Linked DNA regions of Homo sapiens: all the other regions are linked to region 1. A link is a loop called in an ENCODE intact Hi-C map of the cell type or tissue named here. Cell type or tissue: A673. All regions are shown on one strand. Region 1 has its middle 20 kb from the start of CHP2. Region 2 overlaps LINC02194 (long intergenic non-protein coding RNA 2194). Region 3 overlaps PRKCB (protein kinase C beta). Region 4 overlaps PRKCB (protein kinase C beta). Region 5 has its middle 40 kb from the start of RBBP6.

The links. Peaks named below come from ENCODE experiments on the same cell type or tissue, not always from the same donor. Only the 100,000 strongest peaks of a DNase experiment are listed, where the experiment ranks them.
Region 2: a loop joins it to region 1, with 3 times the contacts of the local background. A loop is called at or near these places in 13 of 110 quality-filtered maps.
Region 3: a loop joins it to region 1, with 2.8 times the contacts of the local background. A loop is called at or near these places in 2 of 110 quality-filtered maps.
Region 4: a loop joins it to region 1, with 8 times the contacts of the local background. A loop is called at or near these places in 58 of 110 quality-filtered maps.
Region 5: it touches region 1 in a loop (8-fold over the local background); 19 of 110 quality-filtered maps call a loop at or near these places.

What each region holds. Positions count from the first base shown.
Region 1 is chr16:23,732,731-23,737,730 of GRCh38, reverse strand. No RefSeq gene overlaps it. Among named protein-coding and RNA genes, the nearest start is that of CHP2, 20 kb to the left of the region's middle. In A673, a CTCF peak has its summit at 2,355 (motif pointing left); a DNase peak (open chromatin) is centred at 2,330; H3K27ac peaks cover 1,950 bases.
Region 2 is chr16:24,250,309-24,255,308 of GRCh38, reverse strand. It overlaps LINC02194 (long intergenic non-protein coding RNA 2194), which reads right to left. Exons shown (of 4, transcript NR_146569.1): 3 at 3,178-3,376; 4 at 2,449-2,602. Among named protein-coding and RNA genes, the nearest start is that of CACNG3, 3.5 kb to the left of the region's middle. In A673, CTCF peaks have their summits at 1,802 and 2,001 (motif pointing right); a DNase peak (open chromatin) is centred at 2,048; H3K27me3 peaks cover 133 bases.
Region 3 is chr16:23,863,937-23,868,936 of GRCh38, reverse strand. All of the region lies in intron 2 of PRKCB (protein kinase C beta), which reads right to left. Among named protein-coding and RNA genes, the nearest start is that of PRKCB, 30 kb to the right of the region's middle. RefSeq lists an enhancer at 2,531-3,177. In A673, no CTCF peak of the experiment used is centred here; DNase peaks (open chromatin) are centred at 1,096 and 2,166; H3K4me3 peaks cover 60 bases; H3K27ac peaks cover 4,773 bases.
Region 4 is chr16:24,033,836-24,038,835 of GRCh38, reverse strand. PRKCB (protein kinase C beta) reads right to left here. Exons shown (of 17, transcript NM_002738.7): 5 at 3,289-3,417. Among named protein-coding and RNA genes, the nearest start is that of MIR1273H, 170 kb to the left of the region's middle. In A673, a CTCF peak has its summit at 1,966 (motif pointing right); a DNase peak (open chromatin) is centred at 2,015; H3K27ac peaks cover 2,894 bases.
Region 5 is chr16:24,496,567-24,501,566 of GRCh38, reverse strand. No RefSeq gene overlaps it. Among named protein-coding and RNA genes, the nearest start is that of RBBP6, 40 kb to the left of the region's middle. In A673, CTCF peaks have their summits at 2,152 (motif pointing right) and 3,844; DNase peaks (open chromatin) are centred at 2,166 and 3,966; H3K27ac peaks cover 4,245 bases.

The sequences.
Region 1 (5,000 bases):
AAGGAGAGAGAAGAAGGAAAGAAGGAAGGAAGGAAGGGAGGGAGGGAGGGAGGGAGGGAGGGATGGAGGGAGGGAGGGAGAGAGGGAGGGAGGGAAGGAGGGAAGGAAGGAAGGAAGGAAGGAAGGAAGGAAGGAAGGAAGGAAGGAAGGAAGGAAGGAAGGAAGGAGGGAAGGAAGGAGGGAAGGAAGGAAGGAAGGATGGAAGGAGGGAAGGAAGGATGGAAGGAAGAAAGGAAGGAAGGAAGGAGAGGAAGGCAAGAAAGAAGGAAGGGAGAAACCTTTCTACAAACTCATATAGGAAGATCTCCAAGATATGTCACATGAAAAAGCTAGTTGTAGAACAATATGCATGATTGTGAATAATATGCTATCTTTTCTGTTAAAAATACAACAGAATGTGGCCAGGAGCAGTGGCTCATGCCTGTATTCCCAGCACTTTGGGAGGCCAGGGCAGGTGGATCACTTGAGGTCAGGAGTTCACGACCAGCCTGGACAACATGGTGAAACCCTGTCTCTACTAAAAATACAAAAATTAGCTGGGTGTGGTGGTGCACACTTGTAATCCCAGCTACTCGGGAGGCTGAGGCAGGAGAATCACTTGAGCATGGGAGGCAAAGGCTACAGTTACCCGAGATCGCACCACTGCACTGCAGCCTGGGTGACACAGTGAGACTCCATCTCAAAAAAATAAAAAACAAAAAAACCAGAGAATACCAAGAAAGTACATATCTATATATACATACATATGTGTATATATTTGCATAAATAAATCCAGAAGATGCCTAAGAAACTTATTTAGGAATGTGGGAGGGCATGGTGCATTTAGATGAATAGGGAGCAACAGTTAGAGAGAGTTCACACTTTGTATGTTTTTATATGGTTAGGTTTGAAACCATGTGAATGTATTACTTACTCAGAAATTAAATTAGGCCAGGCGCGGTGGCTCACGCCTGTAATCCCAGCACTTTAGGAGGTAGAGGCGGGTGAATCACAAGGTCAGGAGATCGAGACCAGCCTGGCCAACATGGTGAAACCCCGTCTCTACTAAAAATACAAAAATTAACTGGGTGTGGTGGTGGGTGCCTGTAATCCCAGCTACTCGGGAGGCTGAGGCAGGAGAATCACTTGAACCTGGGAGGCAGAGGTTGCAATGAGCTGAGATTGTGCCACTGCACTCCAGCCTGGCAACAGAACAAGACTCCATCAAAAAAAAATTAAATTAAAAAAATTCAATCTAATGTAAAAGAAAAAAACTAGTATCCAGGACATAAAGACAAATCTCTATATGCTGGGTGTGGTGGCTCATGTCTGTAATCCCAGGACTTTGGGAGGCTGAGGTGGAAGGATCACTTGGGTCCAGGAGTTTGAGACCAGTGTGGGCAACATAGCAAGACCTCCATCTGTATAAAAAAAAAAAAAAAAAACTTTAAAAATTAGCGGAGCTTGGTGGAACTTGCCTGTTGTCCCAGCTACTTGGGAGGCTGAGGTGGGAGGATTCACTTGAGCCTGGGAGGTCGAGGCTGCAGTGAGCCATGATCACACCAGCCTGGGCAACAGGGCAAGACTGTATCTCAAATTGAAAAAAAAAAAAAATCTACAATTTGAAAGCACAAATATTTTCTACCATTAACAAACAAACAAAATAAAACAGTATTTTTAATAATTAACTCCATCATTATTTCATCCTTAATTTCATCCATAATTAGCTTGAAACTCAAAATAATTATGCCGAGTGAAAGAAGCCAGACAAGAAAATAATCCATAGTGTACAATGCCATTTATACAAAACTCTACAAAATGCAAACTAATTTATAGTGACAGAAAGCGGATTGGTGGTTACTCAGGGATAGAAGAGCAGAAACAGGTGAGGAGTAGTTACAGAGAGGCAAAGAAAACCTTTGGGTCTGATGGGTGTGTTCACTATCTTGATTGTGTCATGGTTTCATAGGTGTGTGTGTGTATGTGTATATATATATCAAAACTTCTCAAATCATGCTCTTTTATATGTGCAATTCATTGTCAATTATGCCTCGATAAAGCATTTTAAGAGTTCATTTTATTTTTTCATTCTTAATTTCAATTTTATTATGTTTTATGATATAACAAATAGGACCAGAATTATGCGTACAACTTATAAATAATTATATATATATATATATATATATATATATATATATATATATATATATATATATATATATATTTGAGGGTGCAGGTTCAAAAATTTCTCACTGAAAGAGGCGTGTAATCACAAATGCGTGGCAACTACTGGTTGAAGCCAGTTTCAAACCCAAATACAGAAGCGAAGCCCACATGTTTAACTGCTACACTCTACTGCCCCCCGCTGGAAGTAGGTTTTGCATTAGGCCTTTAATTGGCTCCTCTGGGTTAATGTCACCAATTTAATGAGGAAAGATTTTCCAAAGATCTACTTAGAACCAAACCCTTCTGAACCACACACACACACACACGCACACACACACACACATAGCAGGAAACAGCCCCAGATCTTTCTGCCACACCAGCCTCGAGAGAGAAGAGAGGAACCATTCAAAGCTGTGAAAGAGAAAAAACAAAAACGAAACCATCAAGCCAGAGTCCAAACTTTCCCTAACACCTTGAATGGCCCCTCAGGAGGCCACGGATGGAAAGGGGTCTTCCCTAGAGGCCAACATTCCTCTTCACACTTTCTCCAGGTAAATAAAAGACTTAACACTAAGCCTCTAGCCAGGCATGGTGGCTGATGCCTGTAATCCCAGCACTTTGGGAGGCCGAGGTGGGAGGATTGCTTGAGCCCAGGAGTTCAAGATCAGCCTGGGCAACATAGCAAGACCTGTCTCTACTAAAAAAACATACGAAAATTAGCCGGCCGTGGTGGTGTGCACCTATAGTCTCAGCTACTCGGGAGGCTGAGGCGGGAGTATGGTTTGAGCCCAGGAGGTCTAGGCTGGAGTGAGGTGTGATCATCCCACTGCACTCCAGCCTGTGGGACAAAGCGAGACCCTGTCTCAAAAAAACAAAGCAAGGCTGAGCACGGTGGCTCACGCCTGTAATCTCAGCACTTTGGGAGGCCAAGGCAGGTGGATCACTTGAGGTCAGGGGTTCAAGACCAGCCTAGCCAACATGGCGAAACCCCGTCTCCACTAAAAATACAAAAATTAGCAAGGCGGGATGGCATGGGCCTGTAATCTCAGCTATGTGGGGGGATGAGGCAAGAGAATCGCCTGAATCCAGGAGGCAGAGATTGCAGTGAGCCAAGACAGCGCCACTGCGCTCCAGCCTGGGCGACAGAACAAGACCCTGTCTCAAAACAAACAAAACAAAAGCCAAACCTCTTGTCAGCCAGAGAGCCAGAGAGCCAGAGTTGCAAGGGAGAATTGCCAGAATAGAACTATTCTGACTGTAGTCTGGAGAGCTACTGTGAGTTCTGACAAAACCCACGGGCAGACCCTTGAGGACCTTACGAGTGTCTCTTTACTGGGTTTTTTTGTTTTGTTTTGTTTTGTTTCGTTTTCAGATGGAGTCTCACTCTGTCGGCCAGGCTGAAGTGCAGTGGCACAATCTTGGCTCAATGCAACCTCCGCCTCCCAGGTTCACGCCAGTCTCCTAACTCAGACTCCCAAGTAGCTGGGATTACAGGTGCCCACCACCACGCCGGGCTAATTTTTGTATTTTTGGTAGTGACGGGGTTTCCCCATGTTGGCCAGGCTGGTCTTGAACTCCTGACCTCAGGTGATCTGCCTGCCTCGGCCTCCCAAAGTGCTGGGATTACAGGTGTGAGCTACTGTGCCCGGCCATCTTTATTGTTGCTTCCAAAGACTTCTAAAGTGAGTGAGCTCATTGCTTCAGTTTCAGCCACACTATGACACACAGCCAAGAACTCACCTCCAATCCAGTTCCCATTTCAAATAATGTTCTATGAGGGGATCCACCCACACCTGGGATCTAGTCTGCAGGATTAGGCAATGCACCCAGGATAATCCCAGAGCCTAAGTAGACAGTTCCATGATCCGAAATAAGCCACCACCCTGCAAATGTTACCACTATTATCATCAGTTTCGTGCTTCCACCGAAATCTAAAACTCACAGCCAAATCATTCCATCCTAAGGAAATGAAAAGAAAAGAAAACAAAACAAAACAAAAACATGTCCAAAGGATTTTCTCTGAAATGCAATATAGCACAGAGGTTAAGAACTTCAGATTTGAAGTCAGATCACCAAGGTTCAAAGTCTGGCTCTTTATTTTATTTATTTATTTATTTTTCTTCTTAGACACAGGGTCTCACCATGTCGCCTAGGCTGGTCTTGAACTACTGGGCTCAGGCAATCCTCCCCCTCGGGCTCCCAAAGTGCTGGGATTACAGGTGTGAGCTACCATGCCTGGCCCTGGTTTTGTTGTTGTTGTTGTTGTTGTTGTTGTTGTTGTTGTTGTTGTTGTTTTTGAGACTGGCCTGCCTGGTTCTATAATTTATTTTTTTGTTTGTTTGCTTGTTTGTTTGTTTGTTTGAGATGGAGTCTTGGCCCTGTCACCAGGCTGGAGTGCAGATGCCCTATCTTGGCTCACTTCAATCTCCGCCTCCCAGGTTCAAGTGATTCTCCTGCCTCAGCCTCCCAAGTAGCTGGGATTACAGGCGCACGACACCACACCCAGCTAATTTTAGTATTTTTAGTAGAGACGGGGTTTCACCGTGTTGGCCAGGATGGTTTTGATCTCCTGACCTCGTGATCTGCCTGCCTCAGCCTCCCAAGTGCTGGGATTACAGGCATAAGCCACCGCACCCTGCACCTGTTTCTATAATTTAGCTTACAAGTTGTGTGTCTAGGGAAAGTTAACTCTAAACTTCTCCGAACCTTTTCTGTGACTCAATTTGGTCATAGATGAAATGGGGATAATAGTAGTAGTTACCTTGTAGGATTGTTGTGAGAAATATATGACACTATGTATGCAAGGCTCTTTGTACAGTGCCTGGCCCATAGGAAACGCCCTGTATCTTTACTGT
Region 2 (5,000 bases), 520 kb before region 1:
TTGAATATGCCTTTTATACATTTTAACATATCTACATCGAAGGGGGTGATGGATTCATGGTGGGAGAGTCACTGAAAATGTCAGATTTTGTTCAAAGGTCTCTGAGATATCATTTGTTAACATTGTTATCTAAGTGAGACCATGAAGCAGGTGAAGTTAGGTCTGCTTTGCTTGTTAGTCCAAAGGGCAAATGGCATTGCACACCTGAAAGCTCTCTTCCTTGGAAATAGCCAGTATTGCAAAGGACCAGCATTTAACCAGCTTTTTATTACTATGTATTCCGGCATATGCATGGGCACACACCGAGTTGACTAGAAACAGCCCACAGAAATGCCCTTATTATTTTTTTTCTTATGGCATCCTGGGACTGATATCCAGAGGTCAGATAGTTGGAAATGAGGTTGCTTGGGTTGTTTCCACAGTTCCTGAGATGTGTCCGCAACCAACTGTCATGTTTGAATGTTATTTAGCTGGACAGAAATATAACGGGAGGTAATCGCAGACAAACATACTCCCCTGGTGCCATCTCTGGCTGCCTGGGAACTTCTATTCAGGTGACTGGGTAGCAGGAATATATTGAAGGGTTCGCAAATGCAGCTCACAACTTCTTGGTGACTTTGCTACTTTCATTTTGGTGTTAAGACTGAAGACTTTATTCTTGGTGTTAGATAAATACTCATGTGCAGGAGGAAGTTTGAATATATAGCTGTGGAGTGATTGTGTTTGAATGCTCACCTGTGCTATGTTCAGTTTAGTTATAAATTCTGAATGCCTGTGAATCCGTCATAGAAGTAAAGCAAGTATGTAAATGTATGTTTGTACCTGCAGACAGTGTTATGGACCATGTGAACATATTTGCTGCAAATGCCTAGCATTTTTGCTATGCATATGCATACATATTTGCACATGTATGTGTATGCATGCACGTGTGTAGGTATAGTATAGATTTGAATATGTAGGTGTGTATACCTATGAGCATTTAGTTGCATATGCATGTGTCGTGGTTCAAAAACACTGATTTATGGACAGGAGGTAGAAATACTGAAATCTTGCCACATAATCCACAATGGAATGGATAAACTTGGGGCCAGCACCACAGCCGTACTCCAGAAGAATGACAGAAGATAGTAGGGAGAGGATACACGAGGGCCCCTACAAGTTTCTTAGTGTCATTTTCTTTCCTGAAATGAAAATTTGCATCTTAATAAAAATATCCTGCCTTGATTGTTATTACCTTTCTTTTTTAAGGGAAAGCCATATGTAACATGGAGGTGAGGTTGGTATTTCTTGGGAGGGATTAATTCAGTTAGCAAAAATTTCTCTCCCCACTCTCAGAAAGGTAAATAAGATGAAATAATTACTAATGATCAAAGCAGTCATTTCAGGATCTGTTTGATTCTTCTCTTGCTTGGATAGAAGTGAGAAAGGTCTTCTTTCAAAGAAGGACCATGTTGATGAAAGGTGAGTGAGCTTCGGGCTAAGGGACAGTATGCCCCAATCTCTCCATTTACCAGACCCACAGTGGAACAGCAGCATCTTCATCTCCACCCACTTAGCTCTACAACAGAAGCGCAGACAAGCAGAGTATGGTGCCCAGGAGCCTAGCAGAAGGATAGTTGGGGGAAAAGGATCAGGAGCTCAGGTAGATGAAGGTAACAATTATGGGTCAGGATGCACCCAGTTTTGCTGAATAAGAGAAAGGGATACATGTGATAAAACTGGAGCTTTGTCCTGAGCCTCTGACTTGGTGAGGCAGGCTCATTCTTTGGAATTGCTGTCCAGGGCCAACCTGATCACTGTGGGAAGTCCCGAGCCTGCATGTGGAGCAAGTCAGAACAACTGAACGGAGTGGGAGTGTGGAGGCAGGGAGGCCGCAGTTTGTTCCCTATCATGCCTCCCAACTTACTAGGGGGTGACCTCATCCTTTCATTCAATTGAATGTGTAGGTGTGTGGACCTGGGCGCGTAGAATCTGCTTGTAAGGCTAGAGATCGTTCCTCATTTTCACCACTAGAGGGCTCTTTCAACAGATCAATGAGGGACCCAAGAGATTCAGAGCTCTCTCCAGGGCGGGCTGGAGCTAGACTCTTGTCTACTAATAGCCCTTTCTGATCCCACTTATCTGGCAGAAGACTAGGAGACATTCAGACATCTTGCAACTGATGTCTGATTCTCTTATTAAGACTTTTGTTTTCTTCTATTGGGCTGTCAGCTAGTGAAGTAGTTGGCACGGTGTATCTATTTATGCTTTTTCCTGTCCATCTTCTCATAACATCTGGAGGGGTCAGTGATCCCTGTAAATGGTTGTGTCATTTAGGAAGGAGTACTCTCAGTTGCTTCAATTCAACAGATGCTTTTCGAGTGCCTACTATGTGCAAGGCATTCCCCTATGTGCTCAGCACCTTGGAGAATACAAAGATATGATTCCCATCCCCCAGGGAGAAGATTATGCAGTTGGGAATATTTTATTAGTGAGTTCACTTTGACTGTAAATGGCAAAAACTTACCAGAGCTAGCTTAAGAAAATGGGGAATTTAGTACAAGAATATGACGATGTTTCAAGGAACCACAGGGCAGAGGTTCAATCAGGCCTTGGCAGGGAGCTGGAACCAGCAAAAAAAAAAAAAAAAAAAAAAAAAAAAATGCCATCAGGAGTCTTGACAGTCACTTCATTTTGCATCTCTGCCTCTTTTCATATTTTTAGTTGAAAAATTGTTTTGCTTCATCTATTCTTTGATCCTTGAAATAGAAGCTAGATTTTGAGTTCTTATGTCATCTCTATTTAAGAAACCCACCCAGACTAAACTGGGAAGTTTTAGTCCTAATTCAAAATTTCCGGGAGAGACAACCTGATCAGCCTAGCTTATGTTGCTTGCCACTTCCTGGTCCATGCAGCTGTGGCCAACGATTCAGGGTCATGTACTATAAACGCAGCCATCAGGACCAGCCCCTGTGAGTTGTGGGAGGATAGTTCTTAGAAAAGGGGGAAATTCTGTGATACCTCAGAAGACTTCTGTGAAAAGTCTATGTGATCTACTTGTGGCACCACTCCAGTGATGTCCATGGGATCAGCAGTAAAATGTGACCACGAAGGAGAAGACAACATGGCAGGATATGGGGCTTAGAAGATATTGGACCCCAACTAACCTGGGTGTCAGTGGTACCAAACCAGCTTTACCTTTTGTCAGAAGAGAATGGAGCATCATCAGTTAGAAGAGAAAAAGTCTTCAGAGGTAAAGGCACCCACATGTGTGTAAGTCAAGGAGATGATGAAAACCAGGCACACATGGACTAAAGAGTGTCATCCCCGCCATCTTGAATTCTCTCTTGATGTTCACACATAGCCTTGTTATGAGTTTTCTACTTTTAGATTCAACCTATAGAAAAAAGCATTAAAAACCAAATATGCTTACAAAACATTCACACATCATTATTTCAACTTCAGTCTTGTTAACCTTCTTTCAGTATTCTCTCTCTTTCTCTATTCTCTATTCTCTCTTCTTTCTCTATTCTCTCTTTGAACCCAATTACATGAAGTTATGTTTCTACTCTCTAGACAGTGATAGAAATTGGAGGTAGAAGGAGGGGAATGGTAGGATGTAACATCCTGATATTATTATACAAAGAGAATAGACAAGATATACTTCTAGAGTTGATAAAAGGAGATCTAGAGTATCTGGTATGTCATTGAAAATTAAAGATAACCAATATAAAAATAAAAATATTCTAATCTATATTTGGAGAAGAGAAGAAGAGAGGTTGAGGTGAAATGAACTAAAATAAAATGAAATGAGTAATGAGAATGAACAGGATGGGACCAGAACAGTTGTTTTTCACTACAGCCACTTCTATCTGATTTTAAAAATCTTATACATGTATGTTTTGATAAAAGTTTAAAGTTAATTCAAAAATAAATAAAAACAGTAAGCACTGTGCCACCTGTCCTTCTCCTCCAACTACCTCCTATTTTATTGATACAGAAATGCCAGGTGTTTCCTGTGACTCACCCATTGATTTCCTGTGCTGAGAATGCTCTTCCCTGAATATACTTTATATGTAAGAAACATTTATTTTAAAATAATTTTGAATTTACACACAAATTGCTGCCACTAGATATTGTCATGGTTCAATCCCTCACTTCATTCATACCTCAGCTCAAATGTCACCTTCTTAGAGAATTCTTTAACTGCTCTATCTAAAAATAACACCCCATACTTCTCTCTATACTCTCACTCTGCTTTTTCTTCATAGCATTTATCAATATCTGACATTATACTGTATATATGTACATATATGCTTTTGTGCTTATTGTCATCTTCCCAACTAAAGCCAAATAACTCCATGAGAACAGGTGCATTGTCTTGTTCAAATCTAAATTATCAGACCCTAGAATAGTGCTCAGGATATAGTAGGCATTTAAATAGTATTTGTTTAATCAACTAACTGCATAAGTAATTATTAAGATTTACACCTGTGACAGGCACTGATGAGCAAATAACAAGCAGGAAAGAGATTGCTCTTGATCACTTGAAACTCTTAGTCTCATGAAGAGGACAGAGACAATTGGACCAATAAGAGCAATTGCAGGCCAGATGCAGTGGCTTGTGCTTGTAATCCCAGCACTTTGCTAGGCTGAGGTGGGAGAATCACTTAAGGCCAGGAGTTTGAGACCAGCCTGGGCAACATAGTGAGACCTTGTCTCTCCAAAAATAAATAAATAAATAAATAAAATTAGAATTAGCCAGGCATGGTAGTGAACACCTGTAATCCAAGCCGCTCAAGAGACTGAGGCAGGAGAGTCCTTTGAGCCTGGGAGTTCAAGACTGCAGTGAGCCATGATGGTGCCACTGCACTCCAGCCTGGGCAATAGAGTGAGACCCTGTCTCAAAGAAGAAGAGGAGGAGGAGGAGGAGGAGGAGAAGGAGGAGGAAAAAGAAGAAGAAGGAGAAGAAGAGGAAGAAGAAGAAGAAGAAGAAGAAGAAGAAGAAGAAGAAGAAGAAG
Region 3 (5,000 bases), 130 kb before region 1:
CCTTTCTTATTTTCTGAGATTCATTCAGGGAAGCTCAAATCAACATTAGAAAGTTCTTGGGAGACCAGCTGTACTGAAAAGTTTGATTCAAGATTGTAATCAGCCAAAAACAAACCCAAGTGGACCTGATGCTTCGTGTGAGATGGGTACCCTTGGCAGCCGGCCCCAGTCTCCATCCCCACAAGCCATTCATGTCACCACTTTATAAAAATCTTATTAGACAAACTCTTACCAGTTCTGAAACTAAAGAGAAAATGGAGGGGAAATGGTTCTATTAATTGATATCAAGACATTAATGTGGTGATTAAGAGCATGCGTTTTGTTATTTAAATCATGGCTCTGCCATTTACTTGTTACATCACCTTGAGCAAGTCAAATAACTGAGCCTCAGGTTATTTATCCATAAAATGCAGACAATCAATTATGTAACTGATAGGTCATTGTGAAAATCAAATAAGATAATTAATGTGTATAACTTATCATCTGCCTGCCCCAAATAAATGCTCAATAAATAGAAATTCTTACTAATGCCAGTACATGTCCCAGAGAATAAAAGTTCAAGTATTTCAAATTGACATTTGGCACTCAGAATAGGGAAGTCCTTGCTTATGCCAGCTGTCTAAGTCTGAGTTTTATTTTTTGCTTCCCATTCTGCAAAACGGGTCAGTGCACTGCTCCCTGGAAATCCCACAGGGATGGCCTGACCTTGCCTCTATTTGTAAAGGATTTTCAATATTTTTTGCAGGACCTGAAGAAATATAAAGTGCAGGGGCCATTTCTGAAAGTGATAAATGGATGTGGACCATGGCTACATTGGTTTTTTCAGCCTTCAGTTCACAAGGATAGGTCAGCAAAAGGCTGAGGTCAGTGTATAAGGAGATCTTCAGAAAACAAATCCGTAGGGGAAGATCTACATCTACCATTCTTTGGAGCCAGATCTCCCCTGTTTTATGTGTGATGGATGCTTTTAGCAACCAAGTTTATTCCAACTCCCAGCTGCAGGACTTGTCGCCAATTACTTGGAAAGAGATGAATAATTAAAGACTTCTCTCTAGAGGGACCAAGCAGAAGTGTTTGGCTAACAGGGAAAAGTTAGCAATAATAATCTCCCTGTGGCTCACAGCAGTTTGGTCTACTTCTAAGTCTGCTCAGAGATTCAAAGTCTACCCAAGATTGCACAAGTTGTGACCCTGAGCCTCAGTCTTCACATCCTTAAAGTGGGAATAATGAACTGTTTGGAAACACTTTGTTAGGCTTCAAGAGCTAAACCAATAATAAGGGAGTCTGTCATTCCCTTATGGCACTAAAGTGACACAGGACCCAGGACTTGATGAAAATAGACAACACAAACACAAACAACGAGCAAAGGATCAGTGTCTAGTAGATTGAAATAAAAATTATTACAAATCAATATGAAATTATAAAAAAGTGGGGAGGGAGACATTCATAGAAGATGAAATACAATTGTCCAATAAATATGTAAAAAGATGTTCAGTCTCACTAGTAAGAAGAGGTGGCTGGGAGTAGCGGCTCACGCCTGTAATCCCAGCACTTTGGGAGGCCGAGGCCGGTGGATCACCTGAGGTCAGGAGTTCAAGACCCACCTGGCCAACATGGCGAAACCCCGTCTCTACTAAAAATACAAAAAAAATCAGCCAGGTGAGGTGGCAGTAATCCCAGCTACTAAGGAGGCTAAGGCAGGAGAATCGCTTGAACCTGGGAGGCGGAGGTTGCAGTGAGCTGAGATCATGCCACGGCATTCCAGCCTGGGCGACAGAGTGAGACTCGGAAAGTAAGAAAGGAAAGAAAGGAAAGGAAATGAAGAAAGAAAAGAAAGAAAGAAAGAGAAAGAAAGAAAGAGAAAGAAAGAAAGAGAGAGAGAGAGAAGGAAGGAAGGAAGGAAGGAAGGAAGGAAGGAAGGAAGGAAGGAAGGAAGGAAGGGAAGGAAGGGAAGGAAGGGAAGGAAGGGAAGGAAGGGAAGGAAGAAAGGAAGGGGAAGGGAAGGGAAGAGAAGAGAAGAGAAGGGGACAGGAAAGGATCATTAAAATTAAATGCCATTTTTCTCCCATCAGATTGGCAAAAGTGTTAAGGCCTGATAATATCATGGTCTGGGAAAGATGCAGTGAGACGGAAACACACACTGCTGGTGGGAGTATACAGTGGTCCAGCTATTCTGGAGAACATTTGGCAAAACCTATTAAAAGCTGAATCGTGTATACCCCAGGGCTAAGCCATTATACTTCCGAGGAACACGAGAAACACTTGCATATTGATGAGATGTGTAGAAAGATGCTCATTGCCATGCTGTTTGTAATAGACACAACCCCTCCAAAAAAGAATCTAAATGTTCATCAACAGGGAAGTGGCCATATGCATGGGAGAAAGTTCAGACTTTGGAATGCTACAGAGTTCTATAAGAGACACCAAATTTACAAACAATAGGCTTCTGGGGAAGGTAGAGGGGACTAAATTGAGACGTCAAAAGAGTTAAAAGGTCTTCAATCTTATCTATGTTGTGTAATTTATCCTGATGAGATTGTACTTATGCATTTCTTATGAACTTAAATTTTTTAACACAGCAGGACAATGTCACTATATCATCTATGCTGGGTCACAAAATCTAGCTGACTCCAGAATCAGCAGAAGATACGTGTATGGGGATAAACATGGCCATAATGATTACCCCATGACTGAGGTTTCTACCTCCCCTGATGTTTTCTCTTTACTCTCAGAAAGAAACAGTCAACCAAGGCACACTTGGCTTTTGCCAGTCTAGTAACCTAGAGACCTAAAGGATTAATCCCTTCCCAGGGGCGATAATTAACATTTTCTAATGAAGGCAATTTACAATCAATCAAGTTAACAACTGCTGTTCTTATCCTACTTTCTTTCACTTAGGTGTGAAAAGACAGGAAGTACTTGAAGGGTGGGGTAGACTCAAAGGATAGAATCCCACAGGATCCCATAGAGCCCGGGGGCAATTTGACCAGGAAGGGGTTCTGAACTCCAGAAGAGGAGGATGGAGAGTGGAAACACAAAGACTAAAAGGCAGGCTCTAGCATGACATCCAGAGAGAGGCCTCCCTCTTCTGGGCTTAAGCCTACTCTCCCAGAACCTTCACTCAGCTCCTTGCATCCCAAAGGGCAGAGTCTAGGCTAAGCATAAAGGATCCAATCTATGCAATGGAGGGAAGTAAGTGTCCAACACAGAGGCACCTGATGAAATACAGCGACCAGCCCAAGAAGAGCCCCTTGGGGCTCTGTTTCTTACATTAGGAAATCTCAATTTCAGCCTGCACAACATGGCAAAACCCCATTTCTACAAAGATAGATATATATTTATATATAAAAATTTAAATATACATATACACACACACACACACACACACACACACACACACACACACACACACACACACATATATATATATATATATATATATATATATATATATATATATATATATATATGCCGGGCATTGTTGTACATGCCTGTAGTTCCAGCTGCCCTGGAGGCTGAGGTGGGAGGATCACCTGAGCCCAGGAGGTCAGGGTTGCAGTGAGGTGTGATTGTGCTACTGTACCTCAGTCTGAGTGACAGAATGAGATCCTGTCCAAAAAACAAACAAACAAACAAAAAACCACACACACACACACACACACACACACACAAACAAAACAGAAAATAAATCTTGATTTCTATTTCTTCCTCGTTCAATCTTGTGAGGTTGTGTGCAAAGGAAATTTACCCATTTCCTCTAGGTTTTCTAACTTGTGTGCATAGAGGTGTTCATAGTCATCCCTGAGGATCTCCTGTGTTTCTGTGGGATCAGTCATAATGTCAGCTTGGTCATTTCTGATTGTGCTTATTTGGATTGTGTCCTTTGCAGCAACATGGATGCAGCTGGAGGCCATTATCCTAAGCAAATTAATGCAGAAACAGAAAACCAAATACCACATGTTCTCACTTCGAAGTGGGAACTAAACATTGGGTACACAGGGGCATAAAGATGGAAACAACCGACACTAGGGACCCCAAGAGGGAGAGGGCATAGGGGAAGGGGGTCAAAAAACTACCTATCAGATGCTAGGTTCACTATGTGAGTGGCGCGACCAATAGAAACCCTAACCTTAGCATCACGCTCCATAACCACGTAACGAAACTGCACATGTACTCCCTTAATCTAAAATAATTTAAAAAAAACAAAAAAAGAAATCTCAGAGGCCCTGGTCGTGAGAAGCACCCAGCCTCCACTCAGGGATGGAGGGATACAGAAGCAAACTCCACCTTCCGTTTCCTGTTTGATCACAGCAACTCCCAATGCAGGTCTCTGCTATAAGAAGTAGATACAGGTTTTTTCTTTTCCATCACTTATCATAATCTAGAACGACCTCTTATTTTGTTTGTTTGTAATCTTGTTTATTATCTGTAGGTTACATGAGGAGCAAGGGCTATCTTGCCTATTGCTGTATCCCCAGTATACAGTAGGAGCTCAATAAATTTTTCTTTTCAAGATGAGTTCTCACTATACTGCCCTGGCTGGTCTCAAGATCCTGGGCTCAAGTGATCCTCCCGTCTCAGCTTCCCAAAAGACTGGGATTGCAGGCGTGAGCCACTGTGCCCGGCAATAAATATCTTTTCTTAATCTCGAAGGTGAGGATACTTCTAGCAATACAGCAATAAGCCTGAAACACAGTACCTGAGGGTGGGAGAGCTCACTGAGCAGAGATGGTGTTTAGGAAAGAAGTAGAAATGCCTCTACTTCGGAAGGGACCATTTCTGTTCCTAAAATAAATAAAATCATATGATTTTCCTAGGACTATTTTTTGTGGCTCTATGGGTTAAGAGTCAGAACCTTCATGTTAGTCGCCCTACAAAGGAACAAGGGAGATCCTTATTACTAAGTTTTGAAGTTTGACCTCAGCTTAGCTAAGATTTTACTCTGTACCCATTACTGACGGGCTGGTACAAAAATAAGAGCAGTAACTTCCTCTTTTATT
Region 4 (5,000 bases), 300 kb before region 1:
TTTGGTACAAAATTCCACCAGATACCAGGCTGAAGAAGACTTCCACGGAGACCACACTCTCGCCAAGCTTTTTCCCTGCCTGAGGAAGGAAGCATGGTTCCTTCACTTCTCTTTTCCCATGAGCAGCCCAATAAATCACTGGAACAAAATCCCCATCTTGGCTCTATTTTTAGAGAACTCGGCCACAGCATCAGGGCTCTCTTCTATCATCCATCAATCAACAAGCCCATGCTGAGTACAGGCTGTGCCCAGCATGGTGTATGGGCAATTGCAGGGCATTGTGACATGGGGCCAGAGGCCCAGGTGCTCACCCCTGCTCAGCATGTGACATTGGTCAGGGTGTTCAGCCTTGCTGAGACTTCGTTTTCCCTTCCATGATGGCAACAACGTGCCCTTTCCCGAATGGTGTGATATCAAAGTATTTGGAAAAGCACAAAGTGCTATTAAACTTCTTTATACATTTGCCTGCTCTGAACATCCCAAAGAAATGAAATCCTACAATATGCCAGGGTCTCACTATGTTGGCCAGGCTGGTCTTGAACGCCTAGTCTCAAGCAATCCTCCTGTCTTAGCCTCCCAAAGTGCTGGGATTACAGGTGTGAGCCACCACACCTGGCCTTTTTTGTTTGTTTGTTTTTCTTGTTTTTGTTTTATGAGACGGAGTCTTGCTCTGTCACCCAGGCTGGAGTGCAGTGGTGCAATCTCAGCTCACTGCAACCTCCACCTCCCAGGCTCAAGTGATCCTCCTGCCTCAGCCTCCCAAGTAGCTGGGATTACAGTCGTGCACCACCACACTTGGCTAATTTTTTGTATTTTTAGTAGAGATGATGTTTCGACATGTTGCCCAGGCTGACTCCTGAGTTCAAGTGATCCACCCACCTCGGTCTTCCAAAGCGCTGGGATTATAGGCATGAGCCACTGTGCCTGGCCTATTGTTTTTTTCTTTTTCTTTTCGTTTCTTTTTTTTTTTTTTTAAACGTCTTGTCTTAAGCCACCCAGTTTGTGGTATTTTGTTATGGCAGCCACAGCAAATGGATACACCTCCTATCAGTGTGTCCTGAGAAGCGGGGGCTTGTGATCCAGGTTCTCAAAGTTCACAGCATATCTATGATTAAGGGGGAAGACTTTGACCTTGAACTTGAAGAAATATTGTACTGTACCACATCAGAACAAAGACTCCCTAAGGAATGCCCATAGGAGGTGCCCTAGCCAAACCACAAAAGGAATAAATACGGTGGAGGGCATAGAGAAACGAAACGAAACTAAACTAAACAAAAAAGTAACCTACTATATAGTACTTTTGAGTCAAACAGACCTAGGTGAGGAAATGTGTTTTCTGATGGGTAGAATGATAACTTAACTCATTTGAGTTGTTGAAACAATGTAAATCAGATACTGCCTGTAAGTGCTTTTCACAATGATTAACACATTTTAAAAACTAAACACATCTTAGCTATTGTTTTATTATTATTGCAAATGGTGTGAGCTCTTGGAATATAACTTCTCTGAGCCGTGGCTTCTTTGTTCATAAAACAAGAATAATAGAAGGTTGGGCGCAGTGGCTCACACCTGTAATCCCAGCACTTTGGGAGGCCGAGATGGGCGGATCACTTGAGGTCAGGAGTTCTAGACCAGCCTGGCCAACGTGGTGAAACCCTGTCTCTACTAAAAATACAAATATTAGCCAGGCGTGGTGGTGGGCGCCTGTAATCCCAGCTACTCAGGAGGCTGAGGCAGGAGAATCGCTTGAACCCGGGAGGTGGAGGTTCCAGTGAGCTAAGATGGCGCCACCACACTCCAGCCTGGGCAACAGATGGAGTCTCCCTCTCAAACAAGAATAATAGAGATTTCACAATGTTGTGAAGGTGGAAAGAGATAACACGTAAGGTTTAGAGCACTGCACATCCCATGCGGCCCATAAATGTTGGCTGCCCGCAGTCATGCTTTGGAACGAGTGTATTTCCCACAGAATGACACCAGAGGGAAGCAGAGTCTCATATTTGTCTCACCAGCATCGGGAACCTCAATCAGTGGGGAAAACTGGCTTCCCTTGAACCTGAAACTGCGGGATTTCCCCTGGGGCCCCCAAGCATCACACTGGGAGGCAGGCGACCACTTGGAGGAAAACATAATGCAATGGATTGCACATTTTCTAAAATCTCACTGGGCTTCACGAAATCTCAAGTTTAAAAGAATTATATTGTACAGGGATAAGTATTTTTCAGCTTTTACACAATCTACGTAAAGCCCCTCCGCAACCCAGGGCTCAATGCATCAGAGCTACTGAACCAGTCTGAGGCCTCAGAAACACTAATTTTTGCAAAATTAATCTCTTCCATGATCAATTTCCTGAGTTACCAACTCATAAACCCTTATTTATATTCATTAGATATATAAAGTCCACAGTAGTTTGTCACTAGCCTTTGAGAAGAAATTCCTGCAAAGTTTTAGCTCCACTCCCAGCCAGCTCAGTGCTGGTTATACCGGGGCTTATGGCTGAGTATTCCTCAAGCCAGTGCTGCTGAGTTCCAATTTTGCTTGAACTTCCCATATCAGAGCCAGGTATGTCTTGAATGCTGGGATACATGAGTGACAGCCCCACCACCACCACCACCACCACCACCAGCAGCTCCTCCTCTCACTGCATCTCCCAGGAGACTGTACCATCCTGCTTTCTAATTATCATGAAATATTTTAGACATGCAGAAAATATAGAGAATAATAAAATTACAGCATAGCCACCATCAGGTTCAAGAAAGAAATATTTCAAATATGTGGAAAGCCCCTGAATTGCACCCTCCAACCCTCCTCCTTCCCAAGATATTATATTCTCCAAATCTGGGGTTTATCATCAAGACTCCATTTTTCCTGCTGGAAAAGTTTGCGGAAGAAGCAAGCTTCCCTTCTCTGCTATCTGAGTAAAGGAAATGCAACTACCCATCCCAAAAGATTACTAAAAAAGAGTGGGAAATGAGAAGGAGAGAAGGGAAGTGGAGGATCCTGAGGAAGTTAGAAGTCCAAGGAACTCAGACGTCTCCTCTCTGAACCCAAGTCAGCCTGGGGTGCTGATGGACGAAGCTTTGAGGGTGTACAGTTTCTAAAGATCCCCCTGCTGCAGGGAGGGGCTGTCATGGGCAGGGCATGGGGCAGAAGCAGTGCCACACCCCCTCCCCGTCCCTGGACTGCCCCACCCCTCCACTGGACTGCCCCACCCCTCCGCCACCCTCCCCTTCTCAATCACACAGGTCAAGCAAGGTCAGGAGCCAGTGGAGCCCCAGGGCCACCTACCGAGGACAATGAGGACGTCCCTGTCGATGTGGGCCTGGATGTAGATGCGGCCGCGGCGCTCCGTGTGGTCCGTGCCACACAGGCTGGGAACATTCATCACGCAGCGCTTGTGCACATTCATCATGCAGGCTGTGAGGGCAGAGAGAGGGGATGTGGCTTAGGCTGGCCCAGGCTGGGGGCTGCAGACATCTGCCCCACCCAAGACCGCTGAGCCCTTCCTGTTTCCCTCCTTTGAGACAGCTGAGACACACGAGCCTGGCTGAGACCAACTTGCCTGCCAGGATCTCATCAGAAGGGCTTTTCCAACTCTTCCCCCTGAACCCTGATGGGCAAAGGAGGTAGAACTTGTCTGTTCCCCACCCACAGCCAAGGGTGCAGTCTGAAGCAAGCACACCCCACACCCCTTAAGGCTCTGAAGCCAGAGTCACCAACTTCAATGCTCACAGGCTGGCTGGTCACATGAGTGAGGAAAGCTAAGGGGGTGGCAGGGACTTGGCCAAGCCAAGTGGGAAACAGAGCAAAAACATTCCCCATTTCTCAACGTATGCAGGAATCTCGATGTGTACGTGACAGCTCTGATTTTTAAATATTAACAGCTAATAGGTTGGGCTCCCTGGAAAGAGTCTGAGACGGGGAGTTTTGAGCACAAGGTTTTTGGGGAGTGCTCTTGTGGGGAGAAGTTCGTTTGCCACGTGGATGCAATCAAAGCTGATGTTAGGGGGAGCCCAGAGCTGAGATGACCCTTCAGAGTTGTTCCAAACTGAGACAAGAGGGCTGGGCACCACAATCATCTGGTCTCCCTGGAAGAGGCATTATCTTGGGCAATTATGCAGGATGGGGCACTGCTGTGAACCACAGCTAGGGGATGGGGTGGGACCATGAAGAGGGGGTCTGGGCTGGCCATAGTGTCCACCATAATTAATTACAAGGAAAAAGATTTAGAGCCAGGGCAGGGTGGATAAAATGTGCCTATACACTGAATTTGGCCTTCGGCCATCTCTCATGTTATAGGATATCCACTCCCTCTGCGCACTCCTCCGTAGAGTATCTGTGTCTATTTCAATGTGGTGGGTGATTTCTTCTAGGTCTTGAGCAATAATGCCCCACTCCAGGAAGGTGTGCCAGGCACCCAGGATTCTCCAGGGGGACGCTAGTTCCAGTTGGAGAAGCCAGAAGGAGAGGCCAAGTCACCCCATGGGCCCCTATTTCAAGGGATCTGGGGGCAAGGGACCCTTCTCAGACCACCCAAGTCCCAGGAGGCAGCAGGCCTATTACAAAAACTAGAAATGAGTTGTGGGGAGGGAAGGGAGAGCCCTCTGGGACCTGAGCACCAGCCTGAGCTCCCACCCACCACTGTCTCTGAGGCAGGGACATTGTCCCTATATTAGGGCCCCATGTGTGGTAAGAGGAGCTGGTGTCCTGCAGGCAGAAGGCTCCAACCTCACTGTCCCCCTGTGGCTCTTGCCATGTTTCTGTGTCTGTCTCTCTGTTTCCACGTTGCTGCATGTCTCTTGTCTCTGCTGTCCCACTTCTGCACGTGGCTCACTGCCTTGGCCGTGTCTGTGAATCGGTCTGTTCCACTCTCTGCACTTGTCTCTGGCCTCTTTGTCTCTCCCTTTCTCCAACTGTGTCTCTCTGCCTCTCTCCTCCGTGTCTCTCTGTGGCTCTCCATGTGTGCTTCTGTCTCTGTCTCTGGTCTTTCCATCTCTATA
Region 5 (5,000 bases), 760 kb before region 1:
ATCCCAGCACTTTGGGAGGCCAAGGCAGGCGGATCACCTGAAGTCAGGAGTTCAAGACCAGCCTGGCCAACATGGTGAAATGTTGTCTCTACAAAAATACAGACACACACAAAAATTAGCTGGATGTAGTGGTGGATGCCTGTAATCCCTGCTACTCAGGAGGCTGAGGCAAGAGAATCGCTTGAACCCAGGAGGCAGAGGTTGCAGTGAGCTGAGATCATGCCACTGCACTCTAGCCTGGGCGACAGAGCAAGACTCCGTCTCAACAAAACAAAACAAAAAACAAAACCAAAATAAACAACCAGATCTCATGAGCACTCACGAGCAGCACCAAGGGGGAAATCCACCCCCATGATCCAATCACCTCCCACCAGGCCCGGCCTCCAACATTGGGGATTACGATTTGGCATGAGATTTGGGTGGGGACATGGACCCAAACCATTTCAGGGGCATAAATCAAGACTCCTGGGGCTGAGTATGGTGGGTCATGCCTGTAATCCCATCACTTTGGGAGGCTGAGGAGGATGGATCACTTGAGTCCAGGAGTTCGAGACCAGCCTGGAAAACATAGTGGGACACCATCTCTACAAAAAGTAAAAAAATAAAAAATTATCCAGGCATGGTGGTGCACACCTGTAGTCCCAGCTACTTGAGAGGCTAAGGTGGGAGGATGGCTTGAGCCCAAGAGGTTGAGGCTGCAGTGAGCCAAGGTGGTACCACTGCATTCCAACCTGGGTGGCAGAGGAGACCCTGACTCAAAACAACAACAACAACAACACAAAACAAAACAAAACAAAAACTCCAGTTTCCTCTTATATGGTTGTAGCAGGAAGAAGTGGGGGAGGAGGTGTGTGTGTGTGTTTAAACCTTTTTTTTTTTGGCAAGCACACATGTGCACAACCCAATATACACATCACGCTTACTTCTCTTTTCTTGGGGTAAGCTCCAGCATGACCAACCTCGGGCAGGTCTATTCTCTCTGGGCCTCATTTTCCTTATCTGCTCAATGAAGCTGATGGATACAGCGCTTTCCAAGGTACCTTTTCACAATAACATGTTCTCAACCAGTGTGCAGGTATTCCCCTCCTAGGGAGACGTTTCTTGCATCTTTCCCACACACATGGCCCTGCATGCACACACAGACACAGAGCTGCAGTGTGTGCACATCTATCCCACACTCTGTCCCTCCAAGCCTTCCTACCCTGGACTATCTGGACTAGTAAGGAATGAAACAAGAAACACAGGGTCCGGGTCATGGTGGTGAGGGTGAGGGAGGCAGAGTCCCAAAGGCCTGTTCTCACCCTTAGGAGGTTCTGGGGCAGGAGGTCTGGGTCACATTCTTGGACAGATGCTGGAGGCCAGCTCTGCCCTAGTCTATGATCGAGGCCAGGCACTCTTTGAACTGATGGATATGGGGAAGCAGTACTTTTGAGCCCTCTCTAGACCCAGCTTTACCCCTACAAGCTCTGCAAATCACTTCTTAGTATTTAACTTTTTTTTTTTTTAATTTAGAGATCAGGTGTATCAGTCCGTTCTCACACTGCTATAAAGAAATAACTGAGACTGGGTAATTCATAAAGAAAAAAGGTTTCATTGGCTCATGGTTCTGCAGGCTGTACAGGAAGCATGGCTGGGGAGGCTTCAGGAAACTTACAATCATGGCAGAAGGCGAAGGGGAAGCAGTTTCCTCTTATATGGTTGGAGCAGGAGGAAACAGGGGAAGAGGTGCTACACAATTTTAAATGAGCAGCTCTAGTGGTAAGTCACTATCATGAGAGCGGCACCCAAGAGGAAATCCCCTCCCATGATCCAATCACCTCCCACCAGGCCCCACCTCCAACATTGGGGGTTACAATTCGACATGAGATACGGGTGGGAACACAGACCCAAACCGTATTACCAGGTCCTGCTTTGTTGCCCAGGCTGGAGTGCAGTGGCATGATCATAGCTCATTGCATCCTCAAACTCTCAGATGCAGAGATCCCCCCGCCTCAGCCTCTGGAGTAGCTAGGACGACAGGCATGCACCATCACGCTCGGCTAATTCTTAGTATTTCTGAAAGCATGGGTAGCAGTGCGTGTGTGGAGGAAGGAAGGCTGTAGAGGGCTGGTGTTCCCTCGCTGTTCCTTCTCCACAGGAGAAATTGAGTTGGGTGTGTCTAATTCCAGCTTGCCAGCTGAGGGCGCTTCTGTTCCGTAATTCCACCACCCTGGCCTTGGTGAGCCGAGTACAATTTCTTATCCCAAAGATAGGCCTAGGAGCAGGTTCTTTTTCACTCAAAGTAAGGGAGGCTTCAACACAGACCATAGCCAACACAGACCAGGCATGGTGGTGGGCGCCTGTAGTCTCAGCCATCAGGAGGCTGAGTCGGGAGGATTGCTTGAGCCCGGGAGGTAGAGTCCAGTCTGGGCAACATAGGGTGACCCCATCTCTTAATAAACAAAAAACACCAGCCTGGGCAACATGGTAAAACCCTGTCTCTACTAAAAATAGAAAAATTAGCTGGGCACGGTGGTGTACGCTTGTAGTCTCAGCTGCTGGGGAGGCTGAGGCAAAAGAATCACTTGAACCCAGGAGGCAGAGAATGCAGTGAGCCGAGGTCAAGCCACTGCACTCCAGCCTGGGTAAAAAAGCCAGGCTGTCTCAAACAAAACAAAACAAAACAAAACAAAACCACCCCGAAATCAAGCAAACAGAAAACAAAAACAAAACAAAAAATACCCACAAGGTTTAGGCTGCCGCCCATCTTTCTTTGATGGTGAGGTGGAGATTGGGAGGAGAGAAAGTAATCATTTCTTGCCTATGGGGTAATAGGGAATGCAAATTCTCATCCTTTGACTTGAGTTGGGTTCCCTAGCAGGAGATCCTAAGATGGAAACCAAGAATTCTCAGGAGGAGATGAGTGAGGAAGCAGGATAAAACAGTACAGAAAGCTCACTAATGCCACAGGAAGCAAAATGACAACACAGAGCTGGTCCCCACTTAAGGCCAAGGGGCTGGCCCCATTCCCGTGGGTTATCGTCCGAGGTCTGATCCCAGGAGGTGTGGGGGCCATCATCTAGTGGTTCCTTTCTGCCCAAGGGCTGTGCATTAGTTTGGAAGGCTGCTGAAACAAAGTACCACCACCTGGATGGCTTAAACCACAGACATTTATTCTCTAATAGTTCTGGAGGCTGGAAGTCCAAGTTCAAGGTGCCAGCAGGGTTGGTTCTTTCTGAGGGCCATGAGAGAGAGTCTGTTCCATGCCTTTCCCTCAGCCTCTGGTGGTCTGCTGGCAATCTTTGGTTTCGCTTGGCTTGTAGAAGCACCACTTCAATCTGTCTTCTTTTTTGAGGCAGGGTCTTGTTCTGTCACCCAGGTTGGAGTGCACTGGCGCAATCATGGCTCACTGCAACCTCTGCCTCCCAGGCTCAAGTGATCCTCCTGCCTCAGCCTCCCGAGTAGCTGGGACTACAGGCACGTGCCACCATGCCCAGCTAGATTTTTGTGTTTTTGGTAGAGATAGGGTTTCACTATGTTGCCCAGGCTGGTCTCAAACTCCTGAGCTCAAGTAATCCACCCACCTCAGCCTCCCAAAGTGCTGGGATTACAGGTGTGAGCCACTGCGCCTGGCCCTCTACCTTCATTTTTACCTAGCAGTGTGTGTGTGTGTGTGTGTGTGTGTGTGTGTGTGTGTATCTGTCTGTCTGTGTCCAAATATCCCCTTTTTATAAGGACAGTGGTGGTCCTAGTCTGTTTGCATTACTATAAAGGAATACCCAAGGCTGGGTAATTTATGAAGACAAGAGATTAATTTGGTTCACAGTTCTGCAGGCTGTAGAGGGAGCATGGCATTAGCATCTGCTTCTGCTGAGAGCTCAGGATGCTTCTATTCATGGCAGAAGGCCAAGGGGGAGCTGGTATGTGCGGAGATTACATGGTGAGAGAAGAAGCAAGAGAGGGAGGGAGGTGCTGGGCTCTTTGTAAGAATCACTTCTCAACTTATTACTGGGAGGATGGCACCAGGTCATTCGTGAGGGATCCACCCCCATGACTCAAATACCTTCCACTAGGCCCCACCTCCAACACTGGGGATCACATTTCAACATGAGATTTGGAGGAGACAAATATCCAAACTATATCCGTGGTTATATTGGATCAGGGCCCTAAAGACCTAATGATATAATTTAAGTTAATTATCTCTTTAAAGGCCCTCTTTCCAAATAAGGTCACATTCTAAGATATTGAGGGTTAGGACTTTAACACTGGAATTTTAGGAGCATACAATTAATTCAACCCATACCACGCAGTGCTCTAGAGAGGAAACAGCTGTGAGCTATTAGCAGCCAGTGCTCTGGGCATCTGGGGATGGATGCACTGGCTGGGAAGAGGGTCCCTGTGAGGCACCAACAGCACCCACTACACCAGTGGGTGCCTCCTGGGCCAGCAACATCAGCCTCCCCTGGGAATGTGGTAGGAATGCAAAGTCTTGGGCCTTCCTCCAGACCCTACTGAATCAGAAACTCCGGGGATGGTGCCTCACAGTCTGTCGTGATTCCAATGCATACCAACGTTTCAGAACCACTGCAGTATACCACTTGGGTCACTGAACAACAAATGCTGATGGCAGAGAAAGGCAGTGAGCATTGATTCAGGAGGCTCGAGGTTCCCCAAGGAACACAGGACTGCCGCACTGCATAACTCTAGAGAGCACTATTCCAGTTGCAGTTCAGGTCAATGGTGCTCACAGAGTACAGTCTGAAGCATGCAATGGAGTACAGTTGCATGGTGTACACATGGAGTGGTGCAGCTGCCACCAAGGAGCCAGGCCTGGGCTACTCTATTAAGGGAAGTGCAGTGCTTTCTAGCAGGGCTAGAAAGTCTAATCAGGGCCAGGTGTGGTGGCTCACCCCTGTAATCCCAGTGCTTTGGGAGGCCAAGGTGGGAGATCGCTTGAGTTCAAGAGCAGCCTGGGCATCTCTACAAAAAATGAAAAAATTATCCAGGCATGGTGGTGCATG